Linked DNA regions of Mus musculus: all the other regions are linked to region 6. The links are chromatin loops, found by intact Hi-C in ENCODE. Cell type or tissue: gastrocnemius. All regions are shown on one strand. Region 1 overlaps Nol3 (nucleolar protein 3 (apoptosis repressor with CARD domain)). Region 2 has its middle 13 kb from the start of Gm33141. Region 3 overlaps Ces2h (carboxylesterase 2H). Region 4 has its middle 11 kb from the start of Pdp2. Region 5 has its middle 4.6 kb from the start of 4932416K20Rik. Region 6 overlaps 1700082M22Rik (a long non-coding RNA gene).

Region 1 (5,000 bases), 620 kb after region 6:
TGCCTCGAAGTCGGGCCAGAACAGGAGCTGACATCACCCCCTTCTCTGTAACCAGTGGTGGGAGACAGTCTTTGGAAGCCTCATTGAGGACAGCAGAGGTCCTGAATACAGTGTAGTGTGGATCCCAGTAAACACAGTAGTGAGGACCAAGGCACACAGAAGGAGCTCCGAACCTTTGAACTCTCAGGAATTGGGGTAGACATGGGAGCATTTGAGTGTTAAGGGCTGGGTCCACAGAGTAGAGGGGAGAGACAAGTATCCCAGGCCCAGGGACCAGCGTTGGCAAAGGCTAAAGTGCTAGGACCATAGTTCTCACAGGACTGAATGGTTGGATGGAAACCTAGCTGTCCAGAGTGGTGGGAGGGGGTTAAAATAGCCAGACTAGTAGCTTAGATTCTTTGGTGAGTACTGGAGACAAAGGGTGGGTGTCTACGCCTGCCATTCAGCTAGACAAGGAACATTATAGTTTAGGCTAGGGCAAGTCAGATTCCAGTTGTACTGGGTTCCTCCGAACCTGCCTCTTCATCCATAAAACCGGAAAGATAAATTCTACCCCAGAGTTGTCAAAAGTCACAATGTTGGAGTGAAGGGAGGCGTGGGGTGTGAGAGAAGTGCGCAGAGATATTTATTGTCCCGGGAGGCAATCGGCTGCTGCTGGGTTTAAGGAGAAGAAGCTAATGGAGACTGATTAAAAGACATCTGACAGGGATGGGGCATGAAGGGAGATGTGGGTTGGAGGAGTACCCTGTCTGCGCTTAGTGGCCTTGGGGGAGAAGGACCAACAGATATGAGGGATGGAGACCCAAGGTGTGAAGTGCCCAGGGACAGGACAGTGTGAGTACTGAGGCATGGGACTTTTGATATGTGTGGGGCAGGGGTTGGGGGATATGACTCAATGGGCCAGGAAGAAGGTAGAAACAGGAACATTTAAGGCAGAGGAGACCAGGGCTTGGGAGGCAGAGGCAGGCGGATTTCTGAGTTCGAGACCAGCCTGGTCTACAGAGTGAGTTCCAGGACAGCCAGGGCTACACAGAGAAATCCTGTCTCGAAAACAAAAAGCAAACAAATAAACAAACAAAAAGGCAGGGGAGACTTAGAAGGATGCTGTATGAATAAAGAGAAGGCAGAGGGAATGGCCAGGTTTCTTTTTTCCTTAAAGTCAGGGCCCTTATTGGCTGGGTTAGGACACCCAACTCGTTGGGAGGTAGTCATGATAGGCAGGAGCTGATAAAAAATGAGCAGAGGAGATTAATTCATACTTGGTTCCTACGGTTTGGTACAGGCAGCCTCTCAAAATGGGTAATCCATGGAGGGGAAGCTAAAAGTCTGGTAAGCACTCCTAGTGGCTTTTAAGAGCTGGGCATTTCAAGGTCAAATAAGAAATGGCTGTAAGTGACTGCCGGGCCATTAGGGAAACAAGTGGGTCCCTGATACCAGGAGATCTCTCAAAATTAAAGTTCAGTTGTGCTACGATAACCTGGAAGAGTCCCAAGACTATGTTGAGGCTGCGGACGGTGGTGAATGAAGGGGCAAGGTTCTGGGATGCCTGGACCTCCGTGTTAGGTGAATGGAACACGGGTGCCTTGGCCCTTCGGGTGCAGACCCGATTGTATGAGCGATCAGGCAGGCTGCCCTTGATCCAAGGTTTGCTGCAGGGGCGAGGAAGAAGGTATGAATCAAGCCTAGGGTTTTCTGCCTATTTAGGTAAGGAATTGGGTTCAGACAAAATAATTCAGTTGGATAAACTGGGTCTCAACTGGTAGCCAACTGTGCAGGTGTCTGGGGCTTAGGAGGGAGGGAGGTCCTAGCTGGGAAGAGCACTCCACTGACAGGTGGAGTCTGCAAAAGAAACCTGAGGAATCAGGACAGAAGCAGCCAAGAAGCTGGAGGGTGCGTTCTGGGCCCCTGGCCTCTAGGTCTTGCGCTGAGCAACCATCCAGACTCTGATGTTGAGGTGAACTTAGATAACTCCTGGTCAGCGTAGAGTAACGCAAATTACGCCCCGCCCCCTTCTCTCCTTCTTGACACAGCAGAAATGGGCAACGTGCAGGAGCGCCCATCAGAGACCATTGACCGGGAACGGAAACGGCTGGTAGAGACATTGCAGGCTGACTCTGGGCTGCTGCTGGATGCGCTGGTGGCCCGGGGCGTCCTCACTGGGCCCGAGTACGAAGCCTTGGATGCGCTGCCCGATGCAGAGCGCAGGGTGCGCCGCCTACTGCTGTTGGTGCAGAGCAAGGGCGAGGCAGCCTGCCAGGAGCTACTGCGCTGTGCCCAGCAAACAGTGCGCATGCCAGACCCGGCCTGGGATTGGCAGCACGTGGGGCCCGGTGAGCACCAAGAGGGTGGAGCCTTGATGAATCGAAGGGCGTGGATTAGGGGCAGGGCGAAGCAAAGGGTAAATGGAGGGCAGAGAATTTGGAGGTAACCACAGAGGGGTGAACTGAACCTCAAGTACTCCCTCTTCCTTCCCAGGCTACCGGAACCGCAGCTATGACCCTTCATGCCCAGGCCACTGGACGCCAGAAGCACCCAGTTCAGGGACCACATGTCCTGAGCTGCCAAGAGCGTCAGAGCAAGAGGAGGTCGGAGGTCCTGAGGGCTCTGAGGCACTGCAGCCTCGAACTCCAGAGGAGCCAGAACTAGAAGCTGAAGCTACTGAAGGGGATGAGCCAGACCTGGAACAAGAAATGAATCCAGAACAAGAGCCGGAGCCGGAGCCCGAGCCAGAACCCGAACCCGAGCCCGAGCCGGAACCCGAGCCCGAGCCAGAACCCGAGCCCGAGCCGGAACCCGAACCCGAGCCCGACTTCCAAGAAGAGGATGAATCTGAAGGTTGTGAGAGCGCCTAAACCCTTGCTTGCAGGCTTGTTACGGGTTGTGGACTGCAAAGTGTGTGTGTGTGGGGGGGGGGGGTTGATCCCTATTCCACTAACCATCATTTTCATCTCCAGATTCCTGAAGGCCAGAATCCTTAGCTGTCCAATCCTATTTGTGCTGGATAAGACCTGGAAACCTGCCAGAGCTTGACCCCATCGATGCACCGAGACACCTACTGCCAAATGAATAAACTCAGGAGGGTCAGTCTGTTCCTGACTCTCCACAAGTCTGGCTCTTTGCTCAAGAACTGAGGGTGAGCGTGGGTCTGAATCCCACTGACCTGAGCAGGCTTGTGTGAAAATACCCCCATCCCCTCAAAAACATTCCACTTCCCAAAGAGCCCAAGCTGTAATTCTGGAGATCTCAGATGCAGGCCCCCAAATCTGACCCTCCCTCACCCACTTTATTCCCCTCAGGGGCCATTTGGGAGGCCGAGTGGGCAACACTTCTAATCCATGGAAATCACTCGGCTTGGTGTACCAAGCAAGTGAAGGGGGATGTCCATCCACACATGGAGAGAAGTCTTGGCGCTCACAGTCTTGCAGGGAGGACCTGAGAGGAAACTTGAGTAGACAGAAGCCACACACATCATTGTAACTGCTGTTTAATTGTCTGGCTTTCCTCTGAACTGGGAGCTCAGTGAGGGGCGTGGGGTCTAACCAGTCACAGACATACACAAGGAGCTCTGCACATATCTACTAAGTAAATGAATACAAACTTCCCAGCTGTGTTTCCAAGCTTCACAGATGGAAACATTAACTGAAAAGCCAGGGTTAGGACAGTACTAGCTCACTCTCCCACCGCTGAATCTGAAGTGAAATGAAAGCCTTAACCAGCTCTGTACTAATCCTGGCCTGAACGTGGGATAACAAACCCTAGGGCCTGCCCTGTAGGTTTGATTGTGGTTGCTCCCGCCTGTCCTAACCACTGCCAGAGACCAGCTGTGAGGCTGTGGTTAAAGACAGGCACAACCAAGACTAACATGGGGACTGAGGGTGGGACCAGGTGCTGGACTCACAAGACACAAGACACAGTGTGTCTGTGTGAGTGATAAGAAAGGGGGTCTAGGGGGCTGGAGAGATGGCTCAGTGGTTAAGAGCACTGACTGCTTTCCCAGAGGTCCTGAGTTCTACTCCCAGCAACCACATGGCGGCTCACAACCATCTGTAATGGAATCTGATGCCCTCTTCTAGTGTGTCTGAAGACAGCTACAGTGTACTCGTATACATAAAATAAATAAGTCTTTGAAAGAAAAGAAGGAAGGAAGGAAGGAAGGAAGGAAGGAAGGAAGGAAGAGAGAGAGAGAGAGGGAGAGGGAGGGAGGGAGGAAGGAAGGAAGGAAGGAAGGAAGGAAGGAAGGAAGGAAGAGGGAGAGAGGGAGGAAGGAAGGAAGGAAGAGGGAGAGAGGGAGAGGGAAGGAAGGAAGGAAGGAAGGAAGGAAGGAAGGAAGGAAGGAAAGAAGGAAGGAAGGAAGGAAGGAAGGAAGGGGTCTAGGAACATACGGTACTTTTCCAAAGGATCCTGCCCCTACATGGAACTACTACTACTACTACTACTACTACTACTACTACTACTACTACTACTTCCGGGCCCCGCCTGGAGGCATGAAATGACCCCATGAGGGCGACTATGGAACAATGCATGACCAGTGAGACAGACAGAATGCTGAAAGGCAAAGCCCAGCCCAGCTGGGTCTCTGAGCCTGAGTGACAGCCGGAACCCCATGCTCAGGCAAATCACCTCAGAGGGGTTCCCAACTCCTGCTGGCCCCAGTGAGAGGTAGAGGTATGAGTGTAGAAGGAGCACCAATCGGCCAGGTAGGGGGAAGGGAAGGAGTGGTACCAGACACCCAAAGCCATCTCATGCAGGAACAAGTTTCTATTCCCAAACCAACCCACATTTCTATTCACACTCAGCTCCCATCTCATCGCCCTCCCATCTCCCCTGCTCAGGAGTTTATGTGACATGCTGCTGCAGTTCACAGGCCCCAGGAAGGGTAGCAAGGACAAAAACCTTCTAACGTTGCTTCTCATCTGCCCACGATGCTCCTGGCCTCCCAAATGCCCCCAAGAAACACCTAGGCTATGGAACCATAAAGAACTTCATATTCCGATCTGTGA
Region 2 (5,000 bases), 250 kb after region 6:
AAGATTTTATCGAAAGGACCCAGATGTAGCTGTCTCTTGTGAGACTATGCCGGGGCCTAGCAAACACCGAAGTGGATGCTCACAGTCAGCTAATGGATGGATCACAGGGCTCCCAATGGAGGAGGTAGAGAAAATACCCAAGGAGCTAAAGGGATCTGCAACCCTATAGGTGGAACAACATTATGAACTAACCAGTACCCTGGAGCTCTTGACTCTAGCTGCATATGTATCAAAAGATGGCCTAGTCGGCCATCACTGGAAAGAGAGGCCCATTGGACACGCAAACTTTATATGCCCCAGTACAGGGGAACACCAGGGCCAAAAAGGGGGAGTGGGTGGGTAGGGGAGTGGGGGTGGGTGGTTATGGGGGACTTTTGGTATAGCATTGGAAATGTAAATGAGCTAAATACCTAATAAAAAATGGAAAATGAAAAAAAAATAACCCCCCCCAAAATAAAAATAAGTAAATAAATATATCCTTCCCTCAAAAAAAAAAAAAAAAGAGAGTCAACTAAGTCACTCTTTTTCCCACCTCCAGGTTCCCATGCCCCTGTCTACTTCTATGAGTTCCAACATCCACCCAGCTACTTCAATATGTCAGACCACCCCACATGAAGGCTGACCATGCTGATGAGATTCCTTTTGTCTTTGGGTCCTCCTTCTGGGGCATGAAACGTGAGTCTTCATTTCTTTTCCTGAAATAATGAGGTCCTAGATGACTTCCCACAGGGACTCCTGCTTTTCCAGTCCATTTTTAAAAACCTAGGTTATAGAGAGGGAGAAATTCAAATGTGTACCATATCATGGCCTCAAAACCATGTCCAGCTTCGAATATGCACCCTTCCCAGTCTAGCCTGTGATAGAGGAGATGACATCACATCGGGGGCAGGAATTGAATTAGGAAATTGCATGGATCTTATATACTGGATAATGAAGAAAGGCAACAAAGTCTACAGTTTGTGGTCAGACAGTAGGTCGGATAACGCATGTGAAGAATGAGTTGACAGTTGCATGAGGTGGCATTGACTTTGTCTTCTTTGTGACCCCAGTTGACTTCACTGATGAGGAGAAGCTGCTGAGCAGGAGAATGATCAAGTACTGGGCCAACTTTGCACGACATGGGTGAGAACACACCCTTCAACCTCACATGTGTGGGTCTCTACCTAGGGCTTCCTATTGGATGGTGATCTTCTAGCATGCATGCATCCTCCACTGCATGACAGAGTCTTTTCTACATAGTAACACATTTATACATAAATTTTGATACATTGTAGGTGTCAGATACTGGTCATCTCACAGTGACAAAGCTGGTGGGGCTATAATGCTATGCTACTGTTCCTTAGATCTCACCTCTTAGAGGTAACACAAAGCAGGTCAGGCAGTCTCCCCAATGAAGCAGAAACACATGAGTGACACTTGCATGCACTTATCAGGACACAAGTCACATCAGACCCCTTAGCCAGTGTCCTACTTGTTCCACTGCCCTGATCCAAAACATGGAATTGGGCTTTGGATGAGTGTAACCTTACTGTTCTTTGCTGGGTGGCATATCCACAGGAACCCCAACAGCGAGGGTCTACCCTACTGGCCTGTGATGGACCATGATGAGCAGTATCTGGAGCTGGACATCCAGCCTGCTGTGGGTCGAGCCCTGAAGGCCAGAAGGTTACAGTTCTGGACCAAGACTCTGCCCCAGAAGATCCAGGAGCTAAACAGGGCTCAGGAAAACCATGCAGAGCTGTAGTGTCTGGTATAAGGAACAGAGTGTGGGAGTGAGGGCAGGTGGAAGCATTCTGAGATTCAAAGTCTATTTTTTTGTTCCAACCCTCTCAGAATTATTTCTAATCCCCATAATTTCACTTTCAGTCATGTATGAGAATCTCCCACCACACCCCATGTTACTGCTTATTCTTCTGGGCATACTTTTTTTATTAGACTCAATAAAAGTTCCCATTATAGTGTGGATATGTGAACCCTAAGTACCCAGATCATCTTTAACCCTTCACTGAAACTAGGCTCCTTCTTTTTTCCTTCCTTTGCTCTTTCTTTCCTTCTTTCCTTCCTTTCTTCTTTCTTCCCTTTTTTTTCTTCCTTCCTTCCTTCCTTCCTTTTTCCTTTCATTTGTCCTTCCTTCCTTCCTTCCTTCCTTCCTTCCTTCCTTCCATTAACTTCTCCCCATCCTTACTTTCCTCTTCTCCAAGTCCCAGACCCTCTTAAAATGAAACAGATGCTTCAGGGACTGTAGACTACAGAAGATTTGTTACATCAAAATTCTGTATCTTCTCTTTGCAAGTTTATGTATTCTCATATTTATAACTGATGATAGGAAACCTGATTTCTCTAAGCCCTGTTGCCTTCAAAATGCTGTTCCCAAAAGATCATAAACTACAAATTGCACTTGTGCCATCAGTGGCCTCGAATGTTTGAGGGCTGATATGAAAGGATTCCATAAGCCTGGGACATGATGACAAGACCCACATCTCTGAAGCAAAACAAAGATCATAACTTCAGTAACTTACAACAATAGTAACAAATGTACCGTCTTACAGATTGGGAAATTCGTGGTCAAGATGCACACAGATTTGCTGTGTGGTGAGAAACAGTTCTCTGGAAAATGAGTCTCAAGGATTACTTCTTGTGCCCTCTCCTGGTAGAATGCATAAACAAAATCATTGTGAGGATAATATCAAGTCCCTGCTGACTTGAACTGGGGCAGGGAAGACCTTCCTATCAGTGAGGCTGACTACTATGCATGCTTCCATTCTATATGTACAACATTGAAGTTGCCACTGCCAGCATGCCTGTTCTCATCAGATCTATACAGACACACTAAACTGGGTGTCAATTATGTTTGAGACTTTTAATAATTATCTCATTTGTAATAGCTCGGATGTCGATTGTTTCTATGATGCTAGGGATTCATCTCAGGGCTTGTGCATGTTGGGCAATGGATCCACCCACAAACTTTCAGCCTACTGTGGGTTCTTTAGATGAAACTGAATTGATCTTTTTTAGGGACCTGGTTTAGTAAGTCTGAGAAAATTCTCAAGGCGTGCCCCTGCCGCCAAATCAGATTTAGAAATGCTCCCTTGTTCCCCACAGGGCTTCCCTTGGGTCCTTTGGATGCCATTAACCACCTTTAACAGTGCTTCAGAGTAAACATGACATTGCTTTAGCTTACTATATTAGAACTTGTCTCTTATCTAATAGAAATAAAAGATTTTGTGACTGGTTAAGTCACTTCACATAATGTGTTTGTTTCCTTTTATTGTGGAATGACATCCATGTGTGCACACAACACAGTCTATCCACTCACCAGACTATGCACAACTGTTGCCCTTGTTTATTACCTCTTTTGGGGGAGGGGAGGAGAGAGATGCGGTTTCTATGTAGCCCAGGAGGGACCCAAACACATGATCTTGCTGCCTTGGCTTCTTCGGTGGGTGGATAACAGGTTGACTTATAGGATTATAGGGGCACCCATCCTTTGTTTGGATTTTAATAAACTGTATGGAAATTATCACATGATTTTATGTGGCCTCGTGTATTCTATTGTTGGCTTTAAAATCTAAAGCAGAATTGCTATGTCATGAGACATACTCATTAAACACTTTAAGAAGTTGTAAAGTTAGGGACATAGCAGTGGTAGACAGCTTGCCCTGCATGTACAAAGCCCTGGGCACCATAAAAAGTAAAAGAAACCAGCTCAGATGACATAGGACTTGAAATCTTAGTTGCTCAGAGAGCTGAGGCCAGGGATCACAAGTTAAGACTTGCCCGAGCTATACAGCAAGCTTCTGGAAAAACTGGAAATTTTAGTTGTGGTCTGTCTCCACATAGAAAGTTTAAAAAAATGAATGTTAGGGGTGTTGTTGCACCCCCTTAATCCAGCACTCTGAAGGCAGAAGAAGGTGGATCTCTGAGTCCCTGGCCAACCTTGTCTACAGAGGGAATTTCAAGACAGCCAGGGATACACAAAAAATTATACAAATCTAATTTGACTCAGTGGGTTATTAAAGAAGGGGAAGAGGAGAAGGAAAAAGAGAAGGAGGAACAGAACAACTAGAAATAATGTAAAACAAAGTGGTGGTGGGTGGGTGGTTTTGGAAGTGATGGGGCATAGGTAGGCATGCATATGACACATTGTTTTCATTTATGAAATTACTGAAGAGAAAAAAAATCTCAAAGATCTGGGAATTCAGCTCAATGGTAGAGAACTTATCTGACATATGTAAAACACAAAACCTGATCTTCTGTGCCCTCTTTAAAAGCTTTGGGGCAATTGTCTACATCAGAGCTGGTTGAGTGTCAAATTTCCATGACTATTTTTTTTTACCAACTACCAAGCTTTCTCACAAATACAAATGACTTCTAACACATCTGATAAGCCCCAAACCAGCTGCCAGAAAAATGTACATAAGCTGCCAGCTGGTTCAGTTCTGAAACAGATGTCTGTGGTTCAGCTTCTTGAAAGACTGCCCCTGGAAGGTTTTGTGAACTCAGAAGCTAAAGGGCTAACCACCTATATGCATACATTGCATTTCAATAATATATACGCTATGTACATGTGTGGACATGTATGTATCATAACACGTGTGTCTATAAGAAATGTGTTTACCAGCATTTGTGCTGTGGGATAAGGGCTAGCTCTCTTTGTCAAAGATTGAACCTTTGTCTTCAACTGGGCAGGCAGGATAAATAACAGTGTCCAAGATCAGGACACATTGTTTGCATATATGAAATTACCAAAAAATAAATTAAACCTCGAGGTTATGAGAATATAGCTTAGTGGTAGAGGACTTACCTAGAGTGCGCAAGACCCTAGATAGAATTCTCTGTACTTTTTTAGATCTCTTGGTCTTCTGTGACAACTCCTAAAGACCCAATTCTTACTAACATCCCATTGAAGAACAATTTTCACCGTGGGTGTGTGAAGTATAAACGTTCAGAACATAGCACACAGAGGTCCCCATACTGGCCAGTGAGGGTGTGAACAGTGG
Region 3 (5,000 bases), 360 kb after region 6:
TCCCTGGGACACACACACAGAGCTCTGGAGTTTATCTAAGAATGAATGAAGTCTCTGGCCCTTACTTACAACCAAAATAATTACAGATTCCCTCTATTTCTGTCATCACAATTTAACTCTGCCTAACACAGAGATCACCTCACAGTACGAGTTAGAGATCCCTAATACCACTCAGTAGAAGGCTTCACTTCAAAAATAATCAGTTAATTTGACAAGTCTAACGTTGTGGATGTTATAGCATATTCTTATCTATTGCTGTACCAAGCACAGCCAGCATGAGGCGTCAGTGGCTGGCAAATGGAGTTAAACCTCATGGGTAGAGATCTCTTTCCACATGAAACCCTGTGTGGACAGCATGTGACAGGGAAGGGGTGGGTGTGCCTTTTCACATGGAAATCTCAGCAGGTTGGATCGCGGTGCCAGGGGAAGTGGTTTTGTTTAGGCCGCAGTTGAGAGTTTGAAAATCCATGATCAGGTGGCTCACTCCAGTGAGGCTCTGTGGAGGTCTCCTAACTATGTCACAACACGCTGATGGCATTTCACAGTAGGAACATGTAGGAGAGAGCACTCACGGTGAAAGAAACAATCTGCCTTGGGAATGGCCATTGTTACTTCTGTCTGAGAGTTCTGTCTCTCACTCTCACTGCAAGACCTAACCTGCTTCAAAACTCCAGCAGTAATTCCTGTATGAAGAGACCCATGAATCAGGCTCCTTCCACTAGACACTATTTCTTAAAGGCTCCACTACCTTAACAGCAGCACCCTAGGGTAAGCATCCAGGATATGAACCTCTGAGGGACAAAATAGACCCACATCACAGCATATTATCCCAATCCCCAGATTCATGTCCTTCTCACAGTACAAAATATGCTCAGGCCATGCTTTTGGTCCCTTAACTCCTTTGGACATGATCCCAAAGTCCTAAGTCCCATCCGAAATTCAAGGAAAATCCCTTCTAGCTGGGAGTCTTCAAAAAACAACTTTGATAGTTGATAGTTGAAAAAGTGAATGTTGAAACAGGCACAGAGTAAACAGTCTGTGTGCCGGTTGGTTTTTGCCAGCCTGACACAATCCTAAAGATATCTGGGGAAAGGGAATCTAAACTGAGAAATGAATTCCAGCAGATTGGCCTGTAGGCAAGCCTGTGGGAGCATTTTCTTGATTAATGATTAATGTGGGAGAGTCCAGCTCATTATGAAAACTGCCTCCCCTTATTATATGTAAGAAAGCAGGCTAAGCAAAGCATGGAGAATAGACCAGTGGATGGGTTTCCTTCAGGGCCGCTGTTCTCAACCTTCCTAATGCGGGGACCCTTTGATATGATCCTCATGTTGAAAGATACCTAACCATAAAATGATCTGTTGCTGCTTCATAATTGTAATTTTGCTACTGTTATGATTGCAATGTTCATAATCTGATATGCAAGATATTCACAGGTTGAGAACCAGTGCTCCCAGGTCTCTGCTTCAGTTCCTGCCTTGAGTTCCTGCCCTGCCTTCCCTTCAGGACTGTAAGCTGTAAGATGAAATAAACCCCTTCCTCTTCCAAGTTGCCTTCAGTCATGATGGGCTTATTCTGTCTTGTTCTCTTTTGTTTTTGTTTTTGTTTTTTATAGCGATAGAAAGCTGACTCTAACACTTCCATTGCAAAAGAATGAACAGAAAAATAGAAAAGAGTGTCAGGGCCCAAGAAAACTCAAAAAAAAAAAAAAAACAAGCAGGAGAGATAGTCTCTCAAAACTGCAAGTCCAGCATGCTGTACTCATGGGAACAGGCACTGGACCCCAGAGACTCAAGTGTCCCCATCCATGTGACACTGCTTGCTATACTAGTTACTTTTTTTTATTCCTGTCACATGACCAAAGCAACTTATACAAGGAAGGGTTTATTTGGGCTTATAGTTTCAGAAAAATACAAGTCCAGAATGGCAAAGCTACCATGGCAGTCAGATGCAGATTTGGCGACAGATGGAGTGTAGAGCTCACATCTCACACTCTAAGAGACTGAAATTGAAAATAGTGCATAGTTTTTGAGACCTCAAAAGCAAGCCTAGTGACTTCCTCCAGCGAAACCACGCCTTCCAAACGAACTGAAACAGCGCCACCAACTGGGGATCAAATATTCAAACATCTGGGCATAAGGAGAGCATTCGTATTCGAACCGCCACCCTGGTGCTCTCTCACAGTGTGTGCCATGGCCTCCTGGCTTTCAGAGGCTGCTGCTGCTGCCAATTGCCTGATTTTGTATAGTTCCGGAATCTCAAAAGCCATGGTCCCACCCTCACAGCTAGCAAGGCATTCTGGGGGGAAACCTTGACATTGCCGCTGGGGTGGAGCCTCCCGGGGTTTTCGTAGACATCCCAGTGGAACCTACTATGAACTAATAGACCTGGAATTCTGTGTCCAGGTAAACACACAGAGATCTGCTGCTACTTGATCCCGTTTGGGCCAGTGTCAAGAGCCATCCCGAGGCTGGCTCAACCATGGCTAGCATGCAGCATCATACCGTAATCTAAGGAGCAGAATCCTAAAGCTACCCTGAACATTGAGCACGTGGAAAGCTCTGTTTTTGAACCTTCCAAAGCTTCCCTGTTTGTGCTAGTAGGCAGCTAGAGGGAGAATGTGTTAGCAAAATGGAGGATTTCTGTGATGTCTTCAGAGTGCTTTTTTTTTTCCCATTGTTACGGGGCGTTCCTCTGAGCCTGGCTTCCTTCTACCCATAGCACATTCTTCCGTGCCTTCATATACTTTTTTAAATTAATGATTTATCTATTTTTATATTATGTGTATTGGTGCTTTGCCTGCATCTATGTCTTTGGGAGGGTGTCAGATCCCCTGGAACTGGAGTTATAGGCAGGTGTGAGATGCCATGTGTGTGTTGAGAATTGAACCCTGTTTCTCTGGGAGAGCAGCCAGTGCTCTTAACCACTGAGCCATCTCTCCAGCCCCAACATCTTTTCCCACTTTGGTTTGTTGTTGTTGTTTTGTTTTGTTTTGTTTTGTTTTGAGACAGGGTTTTTCTGTGTAGCCATGGTTGTCCTGGAACTTAGTCTCTAGATTGGGCTGGCCTTGAACTCAGAGATTCACCTGCCTCTGCCTCCTGAGTGCTGGGATTGAAGGCGTTGCTACCACCACCACCCGGCATGCCGTCACAGTCTTACAGAGAAGCCTTTTTGCTTTTAGCGTAGACATGATGTGACTTTTCAGATTCCTAAGCTCTGCCTCCCTTGCCAGGGATTATTGTGAATTTCACTAAATATGGTCCGGAAGACTCACATCATTCCCTCTGTGGTTTACTTAAAAACATCTTTCTCCAAACACTTGTTGGCATCACTCTTAAAGTTGACTCTCTATGAGCTTTAGAATATGGATACAATGTAGCCAACTTCTTGGTAATAATTGGACACAGGTGGCCTTCAGTCTAGTTTACAATGGATGGTTCTCACTTTCTTCTGGGACTTTCTTAATATGTCTTTACTGTCAGCACTGCTATTGGCATTCTGAACATGGCCATGTAAACCATCTATGAAGTCTAAGGTCCTTCCTAGCCTCTTGTCATCAAAGCCCTCACCATAACAACTTATAATGTTCTCGTTACAGCAAAGTAGGACTTGTAGATTGTCCCTCCAAACCCTTCCAGTCTTTGGACACTACTGTGTTCCAATCCCATTTCCACATTTTCAGGTACTATTATGAAGCAACTTTATGCTTGGTACCAATTTTATGTCTGAGTTTGCTTTGTAATGTTGTGACAAAATAGCCAACACGGGATATGTATCTGGAGGTTTTTATTCTAAGTTTTCCTTTTTAAATTCTTTTATTGGATTTTTTCATGCAATATATTCTGATTATGGTTTTCCTCCCCTAACTCTCCCCAGATCCTCCATATTCACCCAAATCCATCTCTTTTGCTCTATCTCATTAGAAAACAAACGGGCATACAATGATGATGATGATGACGACGACTATGATAATGACGATGATGATGATGATGACAACAACAACAAATCTGAATAGGAAAAAATAACAGGAAAAGAGAGCCAAAGAGATACATAATAAAACAGACACAGAGGCATGGGTATTTAAACACACAGAAATCCCATAAAAACACAAAATTGGAAACTATAATATATAAGTAAAAGGTCTATGCAGTTAACACACACACACACACACACACACACACACACAAAGAGTTATGGGGGGTGGGGGGGAGGAGAACACCAAAAATACAATTGCATTCATTTTGCATTGGCCCTCTACTGCTGGGCATGGGGCTTGCCCTTAAGTGAGGTTTGTATGCCCAGTGATACTTCATTAGAGAAAACTGACTTTTCTTTTATGAGTGCTTATGACTAAACATAGCTTCTGGGTTAGGGAGCCCAACTGGCATTGACCTGTGCATCCCGCCTCCATCTCTCTGAGTTCATTTGTGTGTCAGCCCAGTTGTGTCTAGAAGGCCTTATTTCCTCCATGCCTTTTATCACCACTGGCTCTTGCAATCCTTCACCTCCTCTCCTGCAGAGTCTCCTGATCCCTGCAGGGAAGGATTTGATGGAGACATACCTTTTGATGGAGAGAACACGCAAAGGTCTCTCTCGCTCCCTCACTGTACAGTGTTCAGCGGCGGGTCTCTTTATTTGTTCCCATACTACAGGAGGAAGCTTCTCTGATGATGGCTGAGCAAGACCTATGAGTATAGCAGAATGTCATTAGGAGTCATTTTATTGCTATATTCCTGAAGAACAGCATTCGGTCTTTCCCCTAGGTACTCAGGCTAGGTAGTCTCAGGTTCTAAACCACCCAAGCAGTTTCTGGCAAGGGTTCCATCTCACAGAGTGGGTCTTAAATCCAATCAGATAGTGCTTGGTTACTCCAACATCTGCTGTGCTGCCATTGTACCAGCATCCAACGTTACAAGCAGGTCATCCTCATATCACAGCTTTTGAGGTAATGTTAAAATACTGTAACTCTCCATTTCAAGGTTCACTTCAGTGGTTTCTCA
Region 4 (5,000 bases), 53 kb before region 6:
GAGATTCACAATCATCCAAAACGTACAGTTCAAGGGGGATCGTAGGCCCTCTTCTGACCGTGGGCACTGTGTACACACCGTGTACATATATGCACCCAGGCAAAACACTCGTACATAAAATAAAACTAATTTTTTTTAGTGCATACACAGAAGTCTTAGGCTTCCCCCCCCTTCATTATTGCTAATAATAAAAAGTTCTGCTAACTCTTGATATTGTTTTGGGTATTAGGAATCAGCCTACATTGCCTCAATTTACACACTCCAATGTCCTATTTTTTTTTTTTTTAAAGATTTATTTATTTATTATATGTAAGTACACTGTAGCTGTCTTCAGACACTCCAGAAGAGGGCGTCAGATCTTGTTACAGATGGTTGTGAGCCATCATGTGGTTGCTGGGATTTGAACTCTGGACCTTCGGAAGAGCAGTCGGGTGCTCTTACCCACTGAGCCATCTCACCAGCCCCCCTTTTTTTTTTTTTTTTAGAACATAAAACTAGGACAGAGGCTGAAGAAAGCTCAGTCTGCCCAGGCATGAAGACCTGGGTTAGATCCTGCACAAGCAAACATGCCAGCAAGCACATCTAATCCCAGTGTTGGAGACAGACTGGCAAGTCCTTGGCTCAGTGGTTAAGAGCACTGACTGCTCTTCCGAAGGTTCTGAGTTCAAATCCCAGCAACCACATGGTGGCTCACAGCCATCCATAATGAGATCTGATGCGCTCTTCTGGGGTGTCTGAAGACAGCTACAGTGTACTTACATATAATAATAAATAAATTAAAAAAAAAAAGTCCTTGGGGCTCAATGGCCACCTAGCCTAATGAGTTGAATTGGCAAGCCCTAGGTCAACCAAGAGACAACTTGTCTTAAAAAACAAGGTGTGTTACTTCTGAGGAATGACATCTGGCCTTCACACAGGTGCCTGCATCCACACCCATATAAACATTATCTGCATGGGTGCACATGCATGGGTGCAGCTGTATGAGCACACCTGCATGAATGTACCTGCATGCACATGCATGCACACACACACTAGAAGACAGAGAAAAATTTAAAAAAAAACTATAAAAATGACCAGAAAGGAAAAAAAAAACCCACAAAGATAACAAACAAACAAACAAACAAAACCCTTGGCTGTTGTTTTTGAGACAGGACCTTACTATGTAGCCCTGGCTGGCCTGAAACTTGCTATGCAAACCAGGCTAGCCCCAAACTCATAGAGATCCACTTGCCTTTAAATCCCAGAAGTTGGGATTAAAAGCCATCACACCTGGCCCCTCAATCTCTCCACCCCGCAGTTTTCTCTTTGAAACAGAGATTCGCTGACAGGTCTGAACCCTAGATCCTCCAAACCATTAGGACCACCACCACCCAGTTGGAAAAATTAACTGAATAGATTTAGCCTTTCATATCTAGAATTTTTATTCTATTACTTGATGTTACTAAATACCCCTAAGTAGTCCCTAACCTTGGTGGCCCTCTGAATTGTCCGTGGTCAGATTCCCAAGTCACTGGCTCCATCTGGGACTGGTGAATTTCTATTGACTGTTTATTGGAGTGTCTTGGTCCCATTGGCCTCTGACCTTTTCTGCTCTCTGCATACATAACTTAGTCTGAGCAATGGCTTGGACGGGGCATCGGAGCATAGCAAGGATGTCAGGATTCCTCTCCTGACTTTCACTGCCAGGGGAATAAGCGGGTTGGGATCCAGGAAAGCAGTCTGTGGAGGAGCCCCCTGGAGCCCGCTGTATCTTTGCCCACAACTCTGCCTGCCTTTCCCAGACTTTATAAAGCCCTCATCTACCCCCAGCTCCCTGCGGTAGAGAAACAGGATGTTTTCCTAGGGCTGTGGTTCTGTCCACAGTGCACAAGCCTTGGGTGTCCCGGAGCTGGTCATTTAGGCTAGCTAAGGGCTAAGAAACTCATCACGGGGCAGGGAAGGGACATCCAGGGACAGGAGAACAAAAATTAAAGCCTGGAATCTGCTCCAGTCTGTTGTGTCTGGCCAGTAGATCACAACCTGGGTTCTAGCCTGGAAAGGCATTTTGGAAACCTGGAAGAGAAGAGGGGCTAGGCGGCGAGAGAAAGAAATGCAGCTAAGACAGACATTCTGATCAAAGCTCAATTTTACTGTTCCGCACGCAGTTATGAAGCAGGGGAAGGGGCCCGATTCCCGCCAATTAATCTTGGAATCCAATAGCTGGGTGACCTCGTGCACGGCTCCGAACAGCAAAGCGGCAGATTCCAGCAGTGGGCGTGGCAGAACGATTGAGCGGGAAGCTCCACCCCTGAGCAAGCAGGTTTCAGGCTGAGGGAGGGGGGACTACACCAGTCGACTCTGGAGACCAGGCTTCTGAGGCAGTGACAGTGGGATAGTCCTAGGGATGTGGAGACAGGCTTCCTAAATGTGAACATCTGGGCAAGTGACCTGTCAGGACAGAAAAGGATTGTGCAGGATAATCTGGGCATGGTGTTGTGGAGACTCAAGGATTAAGAGTTCAAGGTCATGCTCAGATGCCCGATAAGTACCTCCTGCCCCTCCCATACACTCACTCCTGTTCCACCCCAGGGATGTGAAAACTGGTTGTGAAATGAGTTAGGAAAGATGGCTGAATAGACACCCAGGAAAAGAGAAGGATCCGCAAAAAGAGGAGGTTGGAGAATAGGAGGAAAACAGCCAGCTGTGGTGGGGAAGCAAAAAAGAAGAGAGTAGTTTGTCCGTGAGGATCTGGTATCAGAACTCAGATACGGATGGACGGAAGTAGCCAATTAGCTACAAGAAGCTCCACAGCAGAAGAGGCAAGGGTTGAATTATAATCTCGCATGGGTCTAGATGGTGAGACAGGAGCAGACTTTGGTCCCGTGAGAAGAGGGCTTTCTGAAACAAAGCAACGTGGCGGGTGGGCGAGGTGGTGGGGCCGCCACCCTCACCCAGAGAAGAGGATGCAAAGTTTACTTAGGATTTTGCTGCCCCCAAATAGGGCTGGAGCATGGAAGAATGGGAGAATGGGGTGTCTTGAGCCCCACCTGGTGGCTGGATCACTAATTGATGCGGGTACTGGGATAGGAAGGGTCCTGGGGTAGGGAGCCATCAGCTTTGGTTATGAGGCGATAGCAGACACAGACACTGCCTCTAGATGTCGCCATTCAGCTGCGCTGGTGCCTGCAGAAGCTGGATTGAGGAAGGTTGTCCTGAGCTGATGAGATTCTGAGTCCTGAAACTCCAATTAGAGCGGAGTTTCCCTGGAGTGCAGCCTGGTATACCTTCAGGAAGACTCACGGGACTCTGGGCACCTTTGGGGCTGAGGTTAAGTGGGGACTAAGGTAAAGGCTCTGTCTTGTGCCGAGGCCGTCCAGGCTTGCCAGAGCAGGAGGTGGTAGGCCGTGTAAAGTGGCTGCCACTTCGGCGAGTTGTCTTCAGCGTTCTTGTTTTCCTCTGTGAACTCCGCAGTAAATCTAACAAACTCCTTTTTTATTCTGCCCTTTATGGCCAGTGCCACAGACTGCCGGCCTCTCTGCAATTTCTGCACTCCTCTTGTCCCAGCTTTAAGAATAGTACAAATCACTTCTGTGCCCCAAATGGAAGCTGCCCCTGCAGTCAGATGCAACTACCATACAGGTCAAATCTGACCTGTTGCTCCTCTGTCCCCTTCATGAGCCTTTGGTTGAGAGCTCAGAATCCTCTTTCGTAGTCGGGCCTCCCTCTCTGCCACAGTCATGAGGAGTGTTGTTAGAATGTTATAAAGGCTGTGGGCTTCTGTTCTCCCTGACTGAGACACCTGGCACTCTCTACCTTCTCTTGGCTTACCCAGATCTCTCAGCCTGATCCTGCTAGATTTACAGCTTATCTGGAAGACTCCCTGACTTTCTAGGCCTCTCTCCCAAGCAACCCCTTCTATTTTTAGCTCTGAATGGTCCTATTTCATCTCTCCAAGTGTCTCCCATCTCATCTGTCTGTCTACTTTCTTTGCAGCATCAGGATTCTGGTCTGGCTTTACCCTGGGTAACCGTGGGGTCAGCCCGGCATCTGGCATGATGTATACTGTTGTGGGGGAGGCTGGGGATGTAGCTGAGTGGTAGGGCACTTGCCTAACACTTATGAGGCCATGGGTACAATCCCCAGCATCTGTCTACCTATTATAGATAGGTAGATAGATAGGTAGATAGATAGATGAGATTGATAGCAGATAGGTGATAAATAGATAATAGATAGATGGTAGACAAGTAGATAGGTAGATAAGCAAAATGGTAGGATGAAAGAATTGAAAAAAAGAGGAAGATTTTGACCTTTCTCAATAAGATAAAATCACATTTCCTCAAAAATTGTGCTGTTCTTCTGGCCACTCTGGGGATAGAGACTAGAGTCTTCTGCCTTTTGCTTCTTATTGTGATTTATATGATAATCTCAACTTCTTTCCCATCCCCTTGTCCATTGCTGGGGTCTAATTAACCTTTTCCTCTTTTTGTTTGAGACAGGTTTTGCTATATAGCTCAGGATGGCTGTAAACTTTCCATCGTCTTTCTTTAGCCCTCCCAGTTGCTGGGCTTAGGGGTTGGCTCCATTACTGGAATTCCCCTTCTCTTGATTCTTAGGGACCATAGGGACTTACTTTGTGTGTTTTGTTGTTCTTTAAATATGTAAGTACACTGTAGCTGTTTTTTTGTTTTTTTTGTTTTTGTTTGAGACAGGGTTTCTCTGTGTAGCCCTGGCTGTCCTGGAACTTACTTTGTAGACCAGGCTGGCCTCGAACTCAGAAATCTGCCTGCCTCTGCCTCCCGATTGCTGGGATTACAAAGCCTACAAAGCATTCTCCCGTGGAGATACATTCATCAGGTCTTTTATTTTAATGCTGTTTTCTTTGTTGTTGTTGCTGCTTTGAAATAGAATCTTATGTCGCCCAAGCTGGCCCTCAAGCTTGCTATGTAGCTGAAGTTGACCTCCAACTTCTGATTCTCCTATCTATCTCAAAAGCTGAGATTAGAGCAGCATCACAGCCCCAC
Region 5 (5,000 bases), 140 kb after region 6:
TGAGATTAAAAGCAGATGGTGTAATTCTGAGGTTACAAAGTCCATTTATTTATTTTTATTTGTTCCAACACTTATGTAAGCCTTTCTAATATCAGCATTTGCCCTTTCAGACATGTATGAAGAACAGTCTGTGTTATTTCTTATAATTCTGAGCAAACTTTCATTAGAGTCAATAATAGCTATTATAATAGTGTAGATATGAGCCCCAATGTACCCCCATCTTTTTTAACCCTTCACTGAGACTAGGCTCTTCATTCCTTCCTTCCTTCCTTTTTTTTCCTTTCTTCCTTCCTTCTTTCCTTTCATTATCTTCTCCCCATCCTCACTCTCCTCTTCGACAAGTCCCAGACCTTCTTGAAATGAAATGGGTGCTTCAGGGACTGTTGACTGCAGGAAATAGGTGGTATCAAATCCTGTATCCTCTCTCAGCATATTTATGATTACCATTAGAAAATCTGCTTTCTCTAAGTCCCTTTGCCTTAAGAATGCTGTTTCTAAAAGATCATAAACTACAAATTGGACTCATAGTGTACTGGCTAGTTTTGTGTCAACTTGACACAGCTGTAGTAATCACAGAGAAAGGAGCTTCAGTTGAGGAAATGCCTCCATGAGATCCAACTGTAAGGCATTTTCTCAATTAGTGATCAAGGGGGAAAGGCCCCTTGTGGGTGGGACCATCTCTGGGCTGGTAGTCTTGGGTTCTATAAGAAAGCAGGCTGAGCAAGCCAGGTGAGGCAAGCCAGTAAAGAACATCCCTCCATGGCCTCTGCATCAGCTCCTGCTTCCTGACCTGCTTGAGTTCCAGTCCTGACTTCCTTGGTGATGAACTGCAGTATGGAAGTGTAAGCCGAATAAACCCTTTCCTCCCCAACTTGCTTCTTGGTCATGATGTTTGTGCAGGAATAGAAACCCTGACTAAGACACATAGTATCTGTGGCCTCAGATGGGTGGAGGCTGAAATAGAAGGATTACATAAGTCTCCGGGCAAGCTAACAAGTCCCACATCTCTGAAACACACAAACAAAAAGAAAATTGTAACTTCAGTAACTTACAAATAGTAACAAACGTACAGTCTTATAAATTGTAAAATTTGGGGTCAAGATGTTCTCAGGGAAACCAGACTCAAGGATTACTGCTTGTGCCCTCTCCTGGTAGGATGTGTAAACAAGGCAGTTACAAGGATAATATTAAGTCCCTGCTGACTTGAACTGGGGGCAGGGAAGATCTTCCTGTCAGTGAGACTGACCATGTAGGATGCTTCCATTCTATATGTACAGCATTGATTTAAGTTCCCACTGCCAGCATGCCTCTGCTCATCATCTCTGGATAGACACACTAAGCTGGGTGTCAGTTAGATTTGAGACTGTTAATAATTATCTCATTTTTGATAGTTTGAGCGTGGATTGTTTTTATGGCACTATGGATTGATCTTAGGACTTGTGCATGTTGGGCAATGGTTCCACCCATGAACTACACCCTCAGACCACTGTGGGCTGTTTAAATGAAATTAAATTAATCTCTTTTAGGTGTCTGTTTTAGTAAGTCTGGGAAAATTCTCAAGGCGTGCAACTGTCATCAGATCAGATTTACAACATTCCCCCCTTGCTTCCCATCAGCCTTCCCTTGGGTCCTTTTCTGCCATCCACTGCCTTTAATCCCATTTCAAAGAAAACATGACATTGCTTTATCTTACTATACTGGGACTTGTCTCTAATCCAAAATAAATAAAATGTTTTGTGACTGGTTAGGTCACTTCACATAATGTGTTTGTTTCCTTTTATTGTTGAATGACATCCATGTGTGCACACAACACATTCTATCCACTCACCAGACTATGCACAATTGTTGCCCTTGTTTATTACCTCTGTTTTTGGAGACATGGTTTCTATGTAGCCCAGGAGTGCCCTGAACACATGATCTCACTGCCTTAGCAGTGTGGATTACAGGGTTATAGGGACACCCATCCTATGTTTGAGTTTTAATAAGTTGTATGGATATCCTCACACATTATTTTATGTGATCTCATGTATTACATTTTTGAATTTCCAATCTAGAGCAGAATTCCTATGTCATGAGACACCTGTTAAACATTTAAAGAAGTTGTAAGACCAGGGATATAGCAGTAGTAGACAGCTTGCCCTGCATGTACAAAGCCCTAGGCACCATAAAAAATAAAAAAAAAAAAGAAAGAAAAACCAGCTCAGATGATGTAGGCTTATAATCCCAGCTACTCAGAGAGCTACTGTAGCCAGGGATCACAAGTTAAGGTCAGCCTGAACTATACAGCAAAACTCCAGGCAAAACTGGAAAAATTACTTGTGGTCTATCCCCACATAAAAAGTTCCAAAAATGGCCTATAGGTGGCAATGGTTCTGCCTTTAATCCAGCACCCAGGTGGATCTCTAACCAAACCAGCTCAGTCAACAGGGTCTCAAGCAAGGGAGTGAGGGTTGAAAAAGGGAAAGTTAGACAAAATTATAACCTGACTGCAGCCCGTACTGAAGCTGAAACAGCTTCATGTCTCTCCAGCCTGCTTTTATATCATTCTAGGTATAGCCAAAAGCCATGGTCAGTTCTTAGATCAAAGACAAAGTAAAGCAAAGTGGGAAACAAGGAGATTATACAAGAAAGCAATCAAGCAGAGGCGTAAGCAAAAGGATCACACAGGCAATGATTAAGGAAAGTAGTAAGGGAGGGGATCACACAAGGAAGTAATGCAGCTAAGAAGTAAACAAAGCCCCATGGTCCCTGTTTCTGACATTCTTATCTGAGTCTACTTCCTTGTCTAACCCCAGTGACAAATGCCAAATTCCTAGAAGCAGCACCAAAAGCTCTCAACAGATCTCTGAGTTGCAGGCCAGCCTGGTCTGCAGAGGGAGTTCCAAGACAGCCAGGGCTACACAGAGAAACCCTGTCTTGACAAAAACAAAAGCAAAAACAAAACAGTACCGAAAAAAAAAATCATAAACATCTAACTAGACTTAGAGTGTTACTAAGATGGGGGAGGAGGAGAAAGAAGGAAGAAGAAAAAGAAGAGGAAGGGAGAGGAGGATGGGGATGGAGCAGGGGGAGGAGCAGGGGGAGGAGGAGGGAGAAGAGTGTGGAGGAGGGGAGGAAAGGGAGAGAAGAAGAAGAAGAAGAAGAAGAAGAAGAAGAAGAGGAGGAGGAGGAGGAGGAGGAGGAGGAGGAGGAGGAGGAGGAGGAGGAGGAGGACAGAAGGAGAAATGGAGTTGGTAGGAAAATGTGGTGGTGTGGTTGGGGGTCTTGAGAGTGAGGGGAGTAGGGTGCACTGTGTTAGTTTATGAAATTACCAAAGGGGAAACCGCCAAGGATCTGGGCACAAAGCTCAGGGGTGGAGGACTTACCTGGCACATGAGAGACCATACATCCAATTCTCTGTGTCCTCTTCAGAAGCTCTGGGGTAACTGCCTACATTGGAGCTCATTGAGTGTCCAATCTCCACATCCATTTCTTACCAACAACCAAGCTTTTTCATGTCTACCGATGATTTATAACACATTTGATAAGCTGCAGGCCTGCTGCCTCCATCAGCTCAAGCTGCCATAAGAAAAAGAGCATAAGCTGTCAGCTAGTTCAGTCATGAGATGGATATCCATGGTTCAGCACCTTGGAAGACAGAAGCAGGAGGGTTTCGTGAGCTCAAGAGCTAGCGGACTGATTATATGTATGTATGTATGTATGTATGTATGTGTATATATATATATATATATATATGAATGAATCATTACATGTGTGGCTTATAAACAATACAAATGTGTTTATAGTTGTGGAAATCACGAAGCTCAAGGTTGAGATACCAGCATATGTGCTATGTGATGAGGGCTAGCTCTCTTTGCTAAAGATGCAAAGTTGAACTTTGTGTCTTCGACTGGGCAGACAGGATAAATAATGGTGTTCAAGATCTGGACACATTGTGTTCATGTGCGAAACTATCAAAGGATAAATAAAACCCCAAGGTTCTTGGAATACAGCTCAGTGGTAGAGCACTTATCTAGAGCATGAAGACCCTAGATACAGTTCTCTGTAGTGACTTTCCAGATCTCCTGAAACAATTCTTAAAGAAGAAATTCATACTAACGTCCCATTGGAGAAGAGGTTTCACCATAGGCATGTGATACACCAACTTTCAGATCATAGCACTTAGAGGTCTCCGTATCAGTCACCAAGGTTGTGAACAATGGAAAACAACTCTATCTATTGTGTTTGGAAATCAAATGTCATCTATGATTGATATTTAAAACAATCTATTGTCAGTCCCGAGATGTAAAGTAGTATAAGTTTTATTAGAAATATGTCTGGGTATCTGTTAGCTTTTTGAGCCGGAGGCAGTGTGTGTGAGTGTGTATATCTATGCATGTGGGTGTCTATGTATGTGTATTTGTGTATGCTTATTATGTGGATGGATCTGGAGGATATCATCCTGAGTGAAGTAACCCAATCACAAAAGAACACACATGATATGGACTCACTGATAAGTGGATATTAGCCCAGAAACTCAGAATACCCAAGATACAATTTGCAAAACACATGAAATTCAAGAAGAAGGAAGACCAAAGTGTGGATACTTCGGTCTTCTTAGAAGAGGGAACAAAATTCCCATGGAAGGAGTTACAAAGTATAGAGCTGAGACTGAAGGAAGGACCATCCAGAGACTGCCCCACCCTGGAATCCATCCCATAAACAACCATCAAACCCAGACACTATTGCAGATGACATCCAAATTTTGCTGACAGGACCCTGATATAGCTGTCTCCTGTGAGCCTCTGCCAGTTCCTGGCAAATACAGAAGTGGAAGCTCACAGTCATCTATTGGATGGAACACAGAACCCCAATGAAGGAGCTAGAGAAAGTACTCAAGGAGCTGAAGGGGTCTGCAGCCCTATAGGAGGAACAACAATATGAACTAACCAGTAACCCCAGAACTCCCTGGGACTAAACCACCAATCAAAGAAAACACATAGTGGGACTCATGTCTCTAT
Region 6 (5,000 bases):
ATGGCGCTGCCTCAGAAGCTCCGTGGCTCTCGTTTTTTCCCAGAAACTGCTGGCCTCTGTATTCCACACCCTCACCCGTGCAGCCTGCCCTCCGCGGAGTCCCGGAACCAAGGTGGCTTCAGTGGAGCCTGAGGCAGAAACCTCTCGGGCCGGGCGGACCCCTGTGCTCTCACCAGGAAGGTGGCCGGTTGTCTCCACTCAGGATATTTTCTAGTTCCATCCATTTGCCTGCAAAACTCGTGAAGTCATTGTTTTTAATGGCTGAATAGTAGTATTCCATTGTGTAAATGTACCACATTTTCTGTATCCATTCTTCAGTTGAGGGACATCTGGGTTGTTTCCAGCTTCTGGATATCATAAATAAAGCTGCTATGAACATAGTGGAGCACATGTCCTTGTTATATGTTGGAGCATCTTTTGGGTATATGCCCAGTAAAGGTATAGCTCTGTCTTCAGGTAGATCTATTTCCAATTTTCTGAGGAACCTTCAGCTTGATTTCCAAAGTGCTTATACCAGCTCGCAATCCCACCAGGAATGGAGGAGTGTTCCTCTTTCTCCACATCCTCTCCAGCACCTGCTGTCACCTGAGTTTTAGATCTTAGCCATTCTGATTGGTGTGAGGTGGAATCTCAGGATCACTTTGATTTGCATTTTTCTGATGACTAAAGATGTTGAACATTTCTTTAGTCATTTTTTTTCTTCTCAGCCACTCAAGATTCCTCAATTGAGAATTCCTTGTTTAGCTCTGCATCCCATTTTTAATTAGGTTATTTGGTTTTCTAGAGTCTAACTTCTTGAGTTCTTTGTATATATTGGATATTAGCACTCTATTGGATGTAGGGTTGGTAAAGATCTTTTCTCAATCTGTAGGTTGCCGTTTTGTCCTATTGGCAGTGCCTTTTGCCTTACAGAAGCTTTTCAGTTTCATGAGGTCCCATTTGCCAATTGTTGATCTTAGAGCCTGATTCATTGGTGTTCTGTTGAGGAAAATTTCCTCTGTGCTGATGTGTTCGAGGCTCTTAATCGCTTTCTCTTCTATTAGATTCCGTGTATCTGGTTTTATGTTGAGGTCCTTGATCCACTTGCTTTGTGCAAGGTGACAAATATGGATCTATTTTCATAGTTCTACATACAGGCAACCAGTTAGACCAGCACTGCTTATTGAAGATACTTTCTTTTTTCCATTGTATATTTTTGGCTTATTTGTCAAAGATCAAGTGTGTGGTTTTATTTCTGTGTCTTCAATTCTATTCCATTGATCAATGTGTTTGTCTCTGTACCAATATCATGCAGTTTTTATCACAGTTGCTCTGTAGTACAGCTTGAGGTCAGGGATGGTGATTCCCCCAGAAGATCTTTTATTGTTGAGAATTGGTTTCCCTATCCTGGGTTTTTTGTTACTCCAGACGAATTTGAGAATTGCTCTTTCTATTTCTGTGATGAATTGAGTTGGAATTTTGATGGGGATTGCATTGAATCTGTAGATTGCTTTTGGTAAGATTTTTTACTATGTTAATCCTACCAATCCATGAACATGGCAGATCTTTCCATCTCCTGAAGTCATCTTTGATTTCTTTCTTCAGAGACTTAAAGTTCTTGCTATACAGATCTTTCACTTGTTTGGTTAGAGTCACACCAAGATATTTTATATTATTTGTGACTATTGAGAAGGGTGTTGTTTCCCTATATTCTTCTCAGTCCATTTATCCTTTGTGTAGAGGAAGGCTACTGATATGTTTGAGTTAATTTTATATCCAGCCACTTTGCTGAAGTTGTTTATCATGAGTAAGAGTTCTCTGGTAAAATTTTTGGGGTTGCTTATGTATACTATCATATCATCCACAAATAGTGATACTTTGATGTCTCAGTCTGGGTTTGTATTCCTTCACACAAAACATCATGACAAAGAAGCAAGTTGGGGAGGAAAGGGTTTATTCAGCTTACACTTACACACTGCTGTTCATCACCAATGTAAGTCAGGACACAAACTCACACAGGGCAGGAACTCTCAGGTAGGAGCTGATGCAGAGGCCATGAAGGGGGTGCTGCTTAATGGATTGCTTCCCCTGGCTTGCTCAGCTTGCTTTCTTATAGAACCCAAGACTACCAGCCCAGAGATGGCACCACCCACAATGGGCCCTTCCCCAGGGACCACTAACTGAGAAAAAGCCTTACAGCTGGATCTCATGGAGGCATTTCCTTAAAGGAGACTCCTTTCCCTGTGATGATAACTCCAGCTTGTGTCAAGTTGACACACAAAACCAGCCAGTACACTTGACTTTTTCCTTTCCAGTTTGTATCGCTTTGACTTCCTCTTGTTGTCTAATTGGTCTAGCTAGAACTTTGAGCACTATATTGAATAACTAGGGAGAAAGTGGCAGCCTTGTCTTATCCCTGATTTTAGTGGGATTGCTTCAAGTTTCTCACCATTTAATTTGATGTTGGCCGTTGGTTTGCTGTATATTGCTTTTGTTATGCTTAGGTATTTGCCTTGAATTCCTGATCTTTCCAAGACTTTTAATACAAAGGGTTTTTCATTCACGGAGTTGAAGACTAACCATAGGACATCATGAAGCAAGGATTCTTGCATTACTCACCTTGGACACTAGAGGGCAGACAAAGATAAAGTTCCACAAGGGTTTAGGTGCTAGCCAACCTTTGAGCACAGGGAGATGACGATCACCTGATGCCCCTGCTGGAGCCTGAATGCGTTGCTGGTTGCAAGCACATTTCAGCAGATGAACAGGACACTTCATCAAGAGTTTCAGCAGGCACCCTTTAGATCTCAGTAATTGGCTTATTTTTGTAGATCTTTAATGTCAAATGATAAGTATGCATTCAAATTCACCCACTTACCTTCATAGCTTAGTAGATTGGAATAAAAAATGATGCCTGAAACCACATCCACTCCAAATAGAGAGAACATTTGTTATTTTCTGCATAAAAAAAGTTGTTTCTCTGTGCTCTTTTCCATTAAGCATTGACCTGAGCCCTGTTCCCAGGCAACCAACTAACTACTTTCTGGAGCTAAAGTTTAGAAATGGAATATAGTTCAGAAACACCAGAGCTTTGACTCCTCTATCACAGAAAAGAATCACATGTGGAAGGTTCTGTCCCTGAGCACAATGCCTTTGAGATTCAAATGTCATTGCCCTTTGGTTTCGAGTGAACACACTGCCCTGTTACCCACTCATCTGTTGGTATGCATCTGAGCGACTTCTGGTTTGGGCTATTTCAGACAAGACATGGAGCTGGGAGAGGTGGTGCAGGCCTTTAATCCCAGCACTGAGGAGGCAGAGGCAGTCAGATCTGTGAGTCTGGGCTAGCCTGATCTACATAGTGAGTTCCCAGACAGCCAGGGCTATGTTAAAGAGACTCTGCCTCAAAACAAAATAAAACAAAACAAACATAAACAGGTAAACAGGATCCCTAACGGTGTAATCACATTCACTTGTTTCTTCAGGTTAACGTCCAGAGAGTAGAACTGTTAAGTCATAGGGCACACATCTTTAACTTTCAGAGAAAATGCCAGTTTGCCTCCTACCCCATGCACCACGTGATTATTTTAGCTCTCCTCTAGCCATTGTGTGTCTGTATCAGTTGTTCCAAGTCTTTGCCAAAGCTTTTGGTTATGGGTCTTAAATCTGATTATATCGAATGGGAGTGTAGTAGTTATGCCATTTCAGATGCTTCCCTGATCTACACACACACACACACACACACACACACACACACACACACACATTCTCACACACACAACATACACATTCACACACACACACACACACACACACATTCTCACACACACAACATACACATTCACACACATATACTCACACACATGTACTCACACACATATATACACACATATACAGATTCACACACACTCACATAAATATACTTACACACATACACTCGCACAACAACACACACACATGCATACAACACACACTCATACACATACACACAATACATGCATACACTCATACACACATACAAGACATACCCACACACATATACACACACATATACTCACACACACTCATACACTCATACCACAACACACACATACATATTTCCTCCAACACACATACACACTCTCACATATACACACTCACAATTTTCTCATATACAGAAAAATACCAGTGGGACTCTATTCCACATTTTCTGTGGTCTTTGCCATCATTAGTCAGCGCCTCTGAACAGCAATGCAGTAAGTAGCAGAGTGCAAGGGGACCTTCCTACAGCTGGTGGAGCAGCCCAGGGTGAGGAACATTACCAAGGTGTCCAATTAACTAAAGACACTGGCTCTCTGACTCTGAGCTTGGAGCTGTTGAGGGCCTCTGTACTGGCTGGTTTTGTGTGTCGACTTGACACAAGTTGGAGTTATCACAGAGGAAGGAGCCTCCCTTGAGGAAATAGGAAAATACCACCCCAAAACTGGTGGTATGCTGTAGCTTCTTGTCACGTCCGAGTACCCGGGCTGATTAGCAGAGTCATGTTAGCTGAGACAGACACGGATGCTGAGGCAAGACCTGTGGAGGACACATGATATTTGGAGGGAGTATAAATAGGACCCAGCAGACTGGGAGAGGAGGGCAAGGCGTGGCTGGGCTTGGTTTGCTTATGGAGTTAGCTGTACATTGCTTGTTGGTCTTGCATCCTGGCTGAGTTTTGCTTGTTGAGTCAGGTGCATCTCCTAACACCTCTGCTGGTCTAAATCCCTCCTGCCTGGCTGTTTCTGCTAGGCTGTGCTGTGTGCTGCTATCCTCACACTACTGAGTTGGACTGCTGATATATCTGTGAAGTGTCTGCAAGTGGATCGAGCTGCTGCTGCTGACCTGTGAACTGAGCTACTGATTTCTTGACAATGCAGATGGGATTTGCACCAAAGAACCATTTCTAAACAGGTCCACTTCCCCTCATATCCTTTCTTTCCTACTACCTCTGGTGGATGGTGGGCTAGAAGGGAGGTCAAAGCATTTAAGAACAATCATTA

Evidence for each region. Hi-C counts contacts between places; a loop is a spot of excess contacts. Peaks named below come from ENCODE experiments on the same cell type or tissue, not always from the same donor. Only the 100,000 strongest peaks of a DNase experiment are listed, where the experiment ranks them.
Region 1: a loop joins it to region 6, with 3 times the contacts of the local background. A loop is called at or near these places in 6 of 42 quality-filtered maps.
Region 2: it touches region 6 in a loop (5-fold over the local background); 6 of 42 quality-filtered maps call a loop at or near these places.
Region 3: it touches region 6 in a loop (2.2-fold over the local background); 3 of 42 quality-filtered maps call a loop at or near these places.
Region 4: it touches region 6 in a loop (6-fold over the local background); 19 of 42 quality-filtered maps call a loop at or near these places.
Region 5: a loop joins it to region 6, with 2.8 times the contacts of the local background. A loop is called at or near these places in 2 of 42 quality-filtered maps.

Annotation. Positions count from the first base shown.
Region 1 is chr8:105,276,941-105,281,940 of GRCm38, forward strand. It overlaps Nol3 (nucleolar protein 3 (apoptosis repressor with CARD domain)), which reads left to right. Exons shown (of 4, transcript NM_030152.4): 2 at 2,034-2,330; 3 at 2,476-2,835; 4 at 2,955-4,999. The coding sequence starts at 2,036. The coding sequence ends at 2,962. 4931428F04Rik (RIKEN cDNA 4931428F04 gene) reads right to left here. Exons shown (of 8, transcript NM_028888.2): 8 at 3,469-5,000. Among named protein-coding and RNA genes, the nearest start is that of Nol3, 3.0 kb to the left of the region's middle. In gastrocnemius, a CTCF peak has its summit at 2,231; a DNase peak (open chromatin) is centred at 2,266; H3K4me3 peaks cover 1,662 bases; H3K27ac peaks cover 2,051 bases.
Region 2 is chr8:104,899,307-104,904,306 of GRCm38, forward strand. It overlaps the pseudogene Gm8798. Among named protein-coding and RNA genes, the nearest start is that of Gm33141, 13 kb to the left of the region's middle. In gastrocnemius, a CTCF peak has its summit at 2,621 (motif pointing left); no DNase peak of the experiment used is centred here.
Region 3 is chr8:105,009,178-105,014,177 of GRCm38, forward strand. All of the region lies in intron 1 of Ces2h (carboxylesterase 2H), which reads left to right. Among named protein-coding and RNA genes, the nearest start is that of Ces2h, 11 kb to the left of the region's middle. In gastrocnemius, a CTCF peak has its summit at 2,101 (motif pointing left); no DNase peak of the experiment used is centred here.
Region 4 is chr8:104,599,802-104,604,801 of GRCm38, forward strand. It overlaps a transcript of Cdh16 not described here. Among named protein-coding and RNA genes, the nearest start is that of Pdp2, 11 kb to the left of the region's middle. In gastrocnemius, a CTCF peak has its summit at 3,105 (motif pointing right); a DNase peak (open chromatin) is centred at 3,080; H3K4me3 peaks cover 1,237 bases; H3K27ac peaks cover 1,295 bases.
Region 5 is chr8:104,787,721-104,792,720 of GRCm38, forward strand. It overlaps the pseudogene Gm6831. Among named protein-coding and RNA genes, the nearest start is that of 4932416K20Rik, 4.6 kb to the right of the region's middle. In gastrocnemius, CTCF peaks have their summits at 1,155 (motif pointing left) and 2,354 (motif pointing right); a DNase peak (open chromatin) is centred at 2,373.
Region 6 is chr8:104,652,532-104,657,531 of GRCm38, forward strand. 1700082M22Rik (a long non-coding RNA gene) reads left to right here. Exons shown (of 3, transcript XR_003947594.1): 2 at 4,750-4,911. Among named protein-coding and RNA genes, the nearest start is that of 1700082M22Rik, 13 kb to the left of the region's middle. In gastrocnemius, no CTCF peak of the experiment used is centred here; a DNase peak (open chromatin) is centred at 2,652.